Regions from separate parts of the Homo sapiens genome. Here region 1 is linked to region 2. Evidence: chromatin contacts called from ENCODE Hi-C or POLR2A ChIA-PET data. All regions are on one chromosome and are shown on one strand. The core of a region is the stretch at or near the end of the contact, and the rest is flanking DNA. Distances in the headings are between cores, read along the strand shown.

Evidence for each region. Hi-C counts contacts between places; a loop is a spot of excess contacts on that map. ChIA-PET counts read pairs that join two places held with the same protein, here RNA polymerase II (POLR2A). Pooled maps may share reads with other maps.
Region 1: a loop to region 2 is called in a pooled map, with 2.0 times the contacts of the local background. The contact joins two enhancer-like sites. A Hi-C loop is called at or near these places in 5 of 50 pooled maps. POLR2A ChIA-PET finds 5 or more read pairs at or near these places in 3 of 52 experiments (OCI-LY7, activated B cell and activated CD4-positive, alpha-beta T cell).

The regions. Positions count from the first base shown.
Region 1 is chr2:64,792,338-64,797,539 of GRCh38, reverse strand. It overlaps LOC105374776 (a long non-coding RNA gene), which reads right to left. Exons shown (of 3, transcript XR_002959393.2): 3 at 2,668-5,008. Among named protein-coding and RNA genes, the nearest start is that of LINC01800, 69 kb to the left of the region's middle. Within about 2 kb of position 3,804, at least 2 of the 41 ENCODE cell types and tissues checked have a DNase peak (open chromatin) inside an H3K27ac peak, as active enhancers do.
Region 2 is chr2:64,697,948-64,703,154 of GRCh38, reverse strand. No RefSeq gene overlaps it. Among named protein-coding and RNA genes, the nearest start is that of SERTAD2, 47 kb to the right of the region's middle. RefSeq lists enhancers at 3,059-3,118, 4,196-4,265. Within about 2 kb of position 3,219, at least 3 of the 41 ENCODE cell types and tissues checked have a DNase peak (open chromatin) inside an H3K27ac peak, as active enhancers do.

The DNA.
Region 1 (5,202 bases), core at 2,555-5,054, 94 kb before region 2:
GCCCATCTCTACAAAAAACACAAAAATTGGCCACCTGGGACTACACCTGTAGTCCCAGCTAGTAGGGAGGCTGAGGTGGGAGGATTGCTTGAGCCCAAGAGGTTGAGGTTGCAGTGAGCTGTGTTTGCACCACTGTACTCAAGCCTGGGCGACAGAGCGAGACCTTGTCTCAAAAAAAAAAAAAAAAAAAAAAAAAATCACGAGGTTGAGAGTTTCTTCTCTTTCAAATCCTTTCCATTCTCCTTAAACACCTCCCTACCCCAACTTCACATTTCTTTTTTTTCCCCTGTCATAACAGCCTACGATTGAATCACCTCACATTTCTGCATATGACCTGCCTTTACTTTTCAAAAATTGATGCCATAGAGCCAGGCCCCCAGCTTCCTGCTGCAGCCCCACCTTCCCTGGCGCCATCCCCACTTCCTTTCCTCCCATCCCTTGGCGGATGCGTCCTGCCCTTAGGTCAAGCCCTGCACCTGTGTTCTGGATCCCAGCCCCCAGAGCCCCACACTAGAAAATGTCTCCTCTCCCTTCTATTTCCAACGCTTCTCTGACACCCGAATCCTTCCCATTTACACTTAAGCATGCTTGAGTCTCTCTCAGCACAAAACAAAAACACCTCTCTGAAACCACAGCCCCTTCCTACAACTATTCTTTCTTCTCTCCTTCCCAGCGAAACTTCTCAAATGAGTCGTCTATACTCCACTTCAATTTCATCCGCTCCCCTCACTCCTCAGCCTCATCACTTTAGCTAAAATAATTAATGACCACCACATTGCCAGAAAGAACTCAGTCCTTATGTCCCCTAGTCTCTCTGGGACCATTCCCTCCTAAAACCCAAGTCCCTGGGCTTTGAGGACCAAAGCCCTTCTCATTTTCCTCCTACCTCTTTGCCTGTGGTTTCTTTTTCTCCTTTGCAGACCCAATCTTCTCTACAGAGCCATTAAGTGTTTAGGTTATTTAAGCTTCCTTTTCTCATCTATATGCAATCCCTGCTACCCACATCCACTACTCCGATAATCAGGCTCCTACTTGCAGTTGCCTATGCCAAGTCTCCAACTGGGCTTTTCATAGGCACAAGTTCAAATCCCAAGGATCTTTCCTCCCAGACTTGCCTCACTACCTCAGATTCTTATCTCAGCCAATGACACCACCATCGGCTGGGCTGCTCAGGTCAGAAACCCAGACATCCTTGATGCCTTTCTCTATTTCTCAAATTCAACCTATCCCTCAACCCTGGCAATTTTACCTCCTAAAATTTCTGATGTCCATTCACTTTCTCCATCTCTACATCAAATGCCAGCCCCAGACACTGTCTTCTCTCGTCTGGATCATGGCAATACTCCACCACTGATCTCCCTACATCCATTCTCAACCCTCTCTAAGCGGTCCCCCCAAGTGTTGCCAGACCATGTCACTCTCTTGCATGGAGTTCTTTAATGGTATGTTGGACACAAACCCTGTGTGCCTTCTCAGATTCCCTTGACTGTGTCCTTTTTTCTCTATTGGCTGGTCTTCCACCTGCACTTCCACTTCCAGGTTTGGATGAAATGCCACACCGCAGGTACAACCAATGAGAGGCTGGGTGATGCACCCTGGAAGGACATGGGAGTTAGCTTCTGTAGAATTAAACATGAACAATGGGCAATGCAAGATGGGAGAATACCAGGCAGATAAATTATTCCTTCCTTTCTACCTGCTAAGAATTGCTCTGAGATATGATTTTCCACATTAACTTTCTGGAGAAGTCCTGTGTGGTTAACAAACACCTGGTAACCAACCCGCTGTGTTTCCTTGCAGCTGGAGCTCATTGTGGTGCAGTAACCAGAGTGATAACACAGCATTGCCTTGCTCCACATCTTTCCTCACTTTACCTCCCTTTTCCTCACCCTCACTGTCCTGGCTTTTGCCTTCCAAGAAAGTGTCACCACTTTGGTCTTTAACTCAGATTTTACTTCTTAGAGGTCCCAGGCAAGACAAATGCTTAGGATAAAGACCATAATATCTATCCAAGCTTTACAGGAACTGATTCCTGTGTACTTCGTTAGCTTCTCTCGTCTCTTACTTACCACTTTCCTGTCTATCTCCAACTACAATAGAGAGTTCTTTTTTCATGCCAAGTCCTCACACGCCTTCCTCTCCACCATCTCCTGGCTTCATCTGGCTAACTCTTTTCCCACCTGATCTCAGTTTCCACATTACTTCCTTCACTTCCTTTGGGAACCTTTCCAGCCCTCTCCCTGCTTTCTCCTCTCCAAGTCTCCTAAGTTAGGACTGTCAGTGCTCTAAGTCATTATTCCAATAGTGCTGGACCCTCCCGCACTGACGGTAAATTCCATGTGAGCAGGGACAGTGTCTGCTTTTGCTCTCCCTGACATCAACAGCACCCAGCAAAGGAGTTTAAAACTCAACAAATGTATCTGAGTTAATGAACCCATGGGGTTCAACCTTATTGTCTTACAGACGGAGAAGCTAAGATCAAAGAGATTAAGAGATTCATTCAAGATCAGACAGTTAGCTAGTGAGTGGTAGAACTCAGTTTTACCTTCTACTTTTTAAATTAAGAATCATTCTTCTCAATTCTGAAAACGACAGATAACAGACAGATCAATGAAACAGAATGGAGAATCCAGAAATAGACTTAAATACCTGCTTCAACATATGAAAAGTGCTCAGCTTCATTCATTTATAATAAAAGAAATGCAAATCAAAAATAGGAAGTGACTTTTTTTTATCTTTCTGACTGGCAAAATTCACAAAATTTGATAATTGCCTCTCTTGATGAGGACACTCAACAGTAAAGTTCCAAATACATAAAAGTAAATTTATGAGTGTTTACGGAGTGTGTAAATTGTTTTCCCTCACGGAGGACAGTCTGGCAATAGCTATTTGATTGCAACAAGTACCAAATCACAAGGGCACATGCTCTCTGCAATTCAACCCAGCAGTTCAACTTTTAGGTACTTATCCTGTAGATGTATTTGCCCAGGTGGGAAGTAGCGAATGTACAAAGTTATTCATTGCGGCGTTATTTGTAACAGCAAAAGATTTAATGTGCATTATTTAAGGACTTAAGTAAATTATGTTATTTTCATACAATGAAATATTATGTAGCTGTTTAAAAAGGCTAATAAGGCAGTTCTATTCTTTTGAATTCCACATTTCTGTAAATGGAATTTTCCATACTCCTATATATGGAATATTTTATACTCTTGTCGTAGGAATATCCCATAGTCCCATGTATTCCATATTTCTATAATAATATGAAACCCTTTCCAAGAGGCATTAGGTGAAAAAAAGCAAGGTACACAGTAGTTATATAATATGCCACAATTTGGGTTAAAAAATGAACAAAAACTCCAAATAAAATCAATTGAATTGTAAACTAAATTCAGTGAGGGCAGTGCCTTTATATAGTTTGTGTTTCTTACATTGCACAGCAAATGCTTCAATTACTGTTAATTAAATGTCTCTATTAATATTTGTTGATTAATTTCAATAAGAAGAAATGTCCTAAGTGATAAGGGAAGTGAGACAAAGGAAAAATACACAAGTAGTCATTGTGTATACTTGTTAGTCATTTGGGTAAAATATTATCAAAGAAGAAAATGTAATCTGACAGTCAGTATGATGGTTTAGGTCATCTGCAGATTTTTTGTTATGCACCATGAATCAGTTAGCCATTCCCATGAGAACTGAAGAGCTCTGCACTCTTGGTTGTATGAACTCCTTTCTACCTCAACTAGAAAGGAACAGATACGCTATAAAGCTTTCCCTGCCAAAAGCTTATTGAGATCAGGTCTCTGTTATTGGTATGTCCTCACTACTGGATTAACCTGATTTCTCACTCATATGCCACATCAGGCAAACCAAATGAAAAGATGCTTATGTATTGGCAGAGAGCTTTGCTCACACTAAAGAAACAGGTATAATTTGATTAAAGCCAGGGTTTTATATTGCTGTCTGTGTGTTCTTTTGGAAGACGTATGACTATATAGCTTAGACCTGGGAAGTAATAACTGTGAAATCTATCTGTTGCCAAAGTAAATATCTGCGTGTTTTCCTGTCAAAATGCTCAGTGTTTGAGCTTGCTGTGCCTCAGTGGGGACGTTACTGCTACAGAGGCACTTATGTTATTTCTTTTCTGGATTTGAAGGCTTTTTTTCTGAATAGTATTTGAGTGTGTCAATACAAAGGTATTTCCTAGTATGACAAAAGCTCAACGATATTTATAATATCAGGAAGCTGTTGTTTTCTTATCCCGAAATCAGTATATTAAAGGCAGAAAGAGTCACTGAAAGCAGGCAATGTACTCTTTACAGAACTAGTCTTGATCCTTTGGCTTCATCTTAGATAGATAGATAGATAGATAGATAGATAGATAGATAGATAGATAGGGTGTTGCTTCAATGTATAGAATAAAGACTACATTTCTTAGCCTCTCTTGCAGCTAGATGTGGTTGTGCATTGGTAGGTAAGTGGTATTGTATGGGTCTTTCAAGGATTAAAGGAAGCTGAATTGCCAAGATGACCCCCCACCCTCTTTTTTATCCATTGGGGCTTGATAGCCTGTATTAGAATGCTGGAGTGATACTGAGATGAATAAGACATGGTCCCTATCCTTGAGACATTTACAATTAAATCATACATATAGAGGTATAGAACTGCCAGAATGCAGAAGATAAAGGAATTAATCCTGAGTAGAGGAAACTCAGAAAGTTCCATTACACATATTATGTAAGCTGGCCTTTAAAGAATGAGTTTAATTCTTTAATTCCAGATTTTATTGAGGACTTACCGTGTTCCAAGAAGGATGTGAAATGCTTTGCAGGTGTTATCTCATTTATTCTATATGGTAATCCTGTGAAGTAGGTAATATTGTTATCCCTTTTTACAGATGAAGGAACTGAGGGGCAGAGAGGTTTAATGACTCGCCTGGATTAGAGAGCTAGTAAGTGGCTGACCTCCCTGAAGTTGAAGCTCATCCACAGGGATCTGCTGCCTATGACTGAAATAGAGAGATGGGGAAAAAAAAAAGCATAAGCCACCTGTTTTGATCATGCAGTCCAGTAGTGGTCAGTGCAGGCAATTCAATCCAAACTGGTTGTTAGGTAGAATGCAGTCATTCCTAGAGTTAGTTAGCATATTTGGCAGAATATCAGTCTTTAAAAAAAGTTTTCTTTTAATCAAAGAGAAAATTAA
Region 2 (5,207 bases), core at 1,970-4,469:
TTTATGGCCTTCATTTGTTCCCTCATAGTTCCTCATATACCTTTGCTTTTTGTGCAAATTCAGAAGAGCATTATTTACAAGATACCATTATTTGAGCGGTAGCAAGTTCAGGGATGGGGAAGGTTCCGAAGAGCATCGTTCATTTATTCCGAAGATAAAACAAATTATTTCCTCAGGATGCTTCAGTTGGTTGCTGGTCTAGCCTAGGCCTTTCCCTTAGGTCTTATATCTCTAGAATGAAAAGAGAGGGGAGTTATTCCTATTAGGTCAATTTTATAAATTTTTAGGCTTACATTGCCATATGAAAAGATTAAAATTCTCTTATGTCTTAACCGACTCCAGAGTAAATTTAATTCCTTTGGAAATTATACTGATTTTATGTATGTGCATGTGTGTGGTTTGCATTATGATTTTGTGTGATTATAAAGATACGTTTGTGCAAGAGATTCAAACCATAAAGGCATAACCCCCCTCCCGCAAGCCCTCCACCCAGAATCAACTGGCATCATTTTAATGAATGAGCTTCTAGACCCCACCCTCCCCCAGGGTATATATATATAGAGAGAGAGATAGATAACTTTATATAAATAAAATCATACTATAGATGCTGTTTTGCTTTCTGTTACTTTGAGTCATGGGGATCTTTCCATGTCAGTATAGACTGTCTTTTTAAATGGCAGCATAGTATTCCAATGTGAATGTATAATAATTTATTCAACAAACCAGTATTTCCAGGCATCTGTCTTGTTTTTCATTGTACTCTTGTAGGCATTGTGCTGCTGGGAACATCATTTAAACCTAACATTTTCTCACATTTTTTTCATTTTTCTCCATGGGGTACATTTGTAGGTATGGGCTTGCTGAGTCTAGCAGAACGTACATTACAATATTTTATGATGTTGCCAGTTTGTCCCCCAACGTCTGATTGTTATGTAGTCAGATGTATCTTTCTAGGCAGGCTTTCTCCACCCTAAAATTATAAAAGTGTTCACTCATTGGAGTAGCCAGGGTTCTTGGTTGTAAAAACAGAAACTGGGCCGGGCGCGGTGGCTCACGCTTGTAATCCCAGCACTTTCGGAGGCCAAGGCGGGCGGATCACGAGGTCAGGAGATCGAGTCCATCTGGCTAACACGGTGCAACCCCGTCTCTACTAAAAATACAAAAAAAATTAGCCGGGCACGGTGGCGGGTGCCTGTAGTCCCAGCTACTCGGGAGGCTGAGGCAGGAGAATGGCGTGAATCCGGGAGGCGGAGCTTGCATGAGCCGAGATAGCGCCACTGCACTTCGGCCTGGGCAAAAGAGGAGCGAGACTCCGTCTCAAAAAACAAACAAACAAACAAACAAACAAAAACAGAAACTGATTGTGGTCTATTTAAAAAAACAAAAACAAAAATGGTATCCGGTGCTCCTAGCATTGGCAGGAAGACTAGAAATAAGGTGTTAAGGGAGCTGGGTGCCCTGCATCACAGTAAGGCCACATAGCAGGGATAGGCTGGTGAGACCAACCTTCCCCATCCCTGAACTTGCTGCCGCTCAAATAATATCAGGAATATGTTGTTTTCCCACTTTTCTTCATTGGTTTCCCCTGTAGTGTCTTCATTCTTACATGCATTGTTCCCATGTGGTAGTAAAGACAGCAAGAATCCATAGTCTTACCATTTTAGCATCCCAGAAAGAAAGAAGGCACTTCCCAATATTTTGTGTGGAAATCTTGGTGTGGAATCTCATTGGCCTGTCTTGGGATATGTATGCACCTGTGAACCAACCACTGTGGCAAAGGGGATGAAATGCACTGACTGGCCAGGCCTAGGCCATGTGCCCATCCCTGGTGCCGAGAATTAAGTCATCCAGACTGAGAAAAAAGGGAGAGGTGGTTCTCAAAGAAAAGAATGGTGAGGTTGTGAAAGAAGGGGAATAGATGCAACAAGAGAAATAAATATCCCCTGTGATTATGGTATATATTTTTAATATTTGACTGTATTCTTTTAGGGGAACAAAGTGCCATTTTACAATTTATCATTTCAGAAAATTAAACTTTTTATAAAATCTGTTCTTCATTGTACATGGGATTATTAAAATACCAGTAAGGATTTATTAAAATACCAATAAGGAAAGTAAGCTTCATTCTTTATTTTTCAATCAATTATCTTGAATTAAAGAAGGCTGTGGGGCCGGCTGCGGTGGCTCAAGCCTGTAATCCCAGCACTTTGGGAGGCCGAGGTGAGAGAATCACCTGAGATCAGGAGTTCGAGACCAGCCTGGCTGACATAGTGAAACCCCGTCTTTACTAAAAAATATAAAAATTAACCGGGCATGGTGGCCGGTGCCTGTAATCCCAGCTACTCGAGAGGCTGAGGCAGGAGAATCACTTGAACCCGGGAGGCAGAGGTTGCAGTGAGCTGAGATCACGCCATTGCACTCCAGCCTGGGGGATGAGAGAGACTTCGTCTCGAAAGAAAGAAAGAAAGAAAGAAAGAGAGAGAGAGAGAGAGAGAGAGGGAGAGAGAGAGAGAGAGAGAGAGAGAGAGAAAGAAAGAAAGAAAAGCAAGAAAGCTCTAAAGATGAGTAAAGATTTGCTTATTTTTCATTGTATACGTGGAATATGGATTCTTAAATATGCAGGATTCACACATGGTGAGGGTATACATTTTACTAAAGGACTGTATATTAGTGAAATTTGATATAGTATTCTAGACATGTCTAGAGGGATACATAACAGGCATACACTAGGAAAGCCAAAACTAAAACTAAAAAAAAAAAAAAAAAACCTCAATCACATGGCATAAAAAGTCATTGCTGTGTTTTACAAGACAGTCCTGTAGTCATTCAAAACTGTTTCCCCATTTGAGTCACTAGTTACTCAATATATTTTCTCCCATGAATGTCTGTAATATGTATTTTAGCAAACAGAAGAGTATCAAGAAACAATGTAGTGTAGTGAAACAAACATGGGTTTTGAAGTTAGACAAACTTGGGTTTCAATCTGATGTTTGTTTGTTTTTTTGATATGAGATGAGATCTGTATTAGTCCATTCTCAACGCTGCTGATAAAGACATACCTGAGACTGGGTAATTTATAAAGGAAAGAGGCTTAATTGACTCACAGTTCAGCATGGCTGAGGAGGCCTCAGGAAACTTACAATTATGGCGGACGGGATGCAAACTCGTCCTTCTTCACATGGTGGCAGCAAGGAGAAGTGCGAGCAAAGTGGGAAAAACCCCTTATAAAACCATCAGATCTTGTGAGGACTCACTTCGCTATCATGAGAACAGCATGGGGGGACTGCCTCCATCATCTAGTCACCTCCTACGAGGTCCCTCCCCCAGTGCATGGGGATTACAATTTGGATTACAATTCAAGATGAGATTTGTGTGGGGACCCAGAGCGAGACCTTGTCAGGATCTTACTGTGTTGCCTCTCTGGGCTCAAGCGATCCTGGTACTTCAGCCTCCTGAGCAGTTGGAATTTCAGGGGCACACCACTGTGCCTGGCTTCCAGTCTGATCTTAAAGGATATGACCTTGCATATGTCTCCCCATCTGAAACCTACCTCATGAGTTTAAGGATCAAATGATGTTTTTACGTAACAGTAGTAACTATTACCATTATTATAATAATTTGGAGTTATTACTTGAGGGAAAAGTAACATTTTTAAAGAAAATCGGTTGTTCCAATTAGCATATTCAGAGACGGTTGTATGTGTAGGGGAATTATGATACATTTCCAAATGTGTACTGGGATTTTTTTTTTAATATCTGCAGTTTTGGTATAGCTGTGGTAAGTAAGCCTTTGGGGTGAAAAGGTTGATTTACTAGAGATAGGCTGTGATGTGCCAGCTAGTATTACTCTACAGTGTTCAAGGATCTGTGAGAAGCAATACTTCCTGTACATTTTCAGGAGTAGAAAGGAGCAGTGGTGGCCCAAAGTGCCTGGCCGCTGCACAGTGGTCATGCCCCCTAAAAATTGAATGAGTCTGTAGAGTGAGCCCAATCTAGCCCAGGAGTGTTTGAACTCTGGGTCACACTTTAATTTGATTAACACTTTCACTTATTAATGGTCTTGATTTGTCTTGGCACTTTGCAATTAAATGGTCTATACAAAGACTTTCTCCTTTGGACACAGCGTATATTTGTCGTCTAACTACAGAGTTTAGCATCAAATAATTTTATGACAGACCACATTTGGCATGCCTAGTTATTCAGGGAATTTTCAAAGAACCATAGAGGGACTTTTTAGTCACACATCCTCTCTGTTCTTAGTCATCTACTCCTTTTATGGTAGTCATTAGCCAGTATCTCTCAACCTCTTCTACAATGTTTAACAGTTAGTGTACACTCTCTGTAGCACTGGTTTTTTTTGAGCTCTGTGTACTTAATAATGAGACAGTCAGCATATACTTGTGAAAACATAAACTAAATGTTGGTATATTCTCCGCATGGTTTCTTTTTATAGAACCACAGTTGTTAACACACATTAACTACTTCAAAATCACTAATTAAAACATTTTCTCATCTGTATTTTGGGAGTATTATCTTTTCTCCCCTCCAGTTGTACCACTTAAGTATCATTGGTTACATTCAGAATTAAGGGACAAGAGAAATGAAAGACAGTGTGATTTAGAAGTTTTCCTTTAATGCATAGGAAAACAGACGTTTTCATATTCTAGGTAATCAGAAGTACCTTCTACATTTAACTACTTGACCCTAATGACCTGGTCAAATTCCAGTGTTGCACAATTGCATTGTACCTTCCCTAATACCCAGTGAATTTAATTGTTTGGCTACAAACTATTCCCCTTAACTTTTTAGAACCATTTTGTAGGCTGTGCTCTTATAAAGATATATCAAAAGCCGCACTTGTCACCTTTTCTAAAAATGCAAGTCATTTTCACCCCCTCTCCTTCTAATCCTTCTACTTTCTCCCCATATTTATAAACACATTTCCCAAAAAATATTCAATCTTCTTTTTCATGGATCCAAAAGACATTGGACATATGGCTTGAACACAACACTGGGGTAATAATTAATTAAGGTAAGAAAGCAAGGATTTTGGAAAGTGTGGGTTGATGAGTCAGATAATGGTAGGATTTTTCTCCTGATCTCTGGTAAGGTATTACAAAGTTCTCTCCTAATTGTCTTGCAGGCCCCTGACAGCATATCCTGAATTAAACTTGTTCTGTTTTCCCAGCTTACCCTTCTAAATTCTCT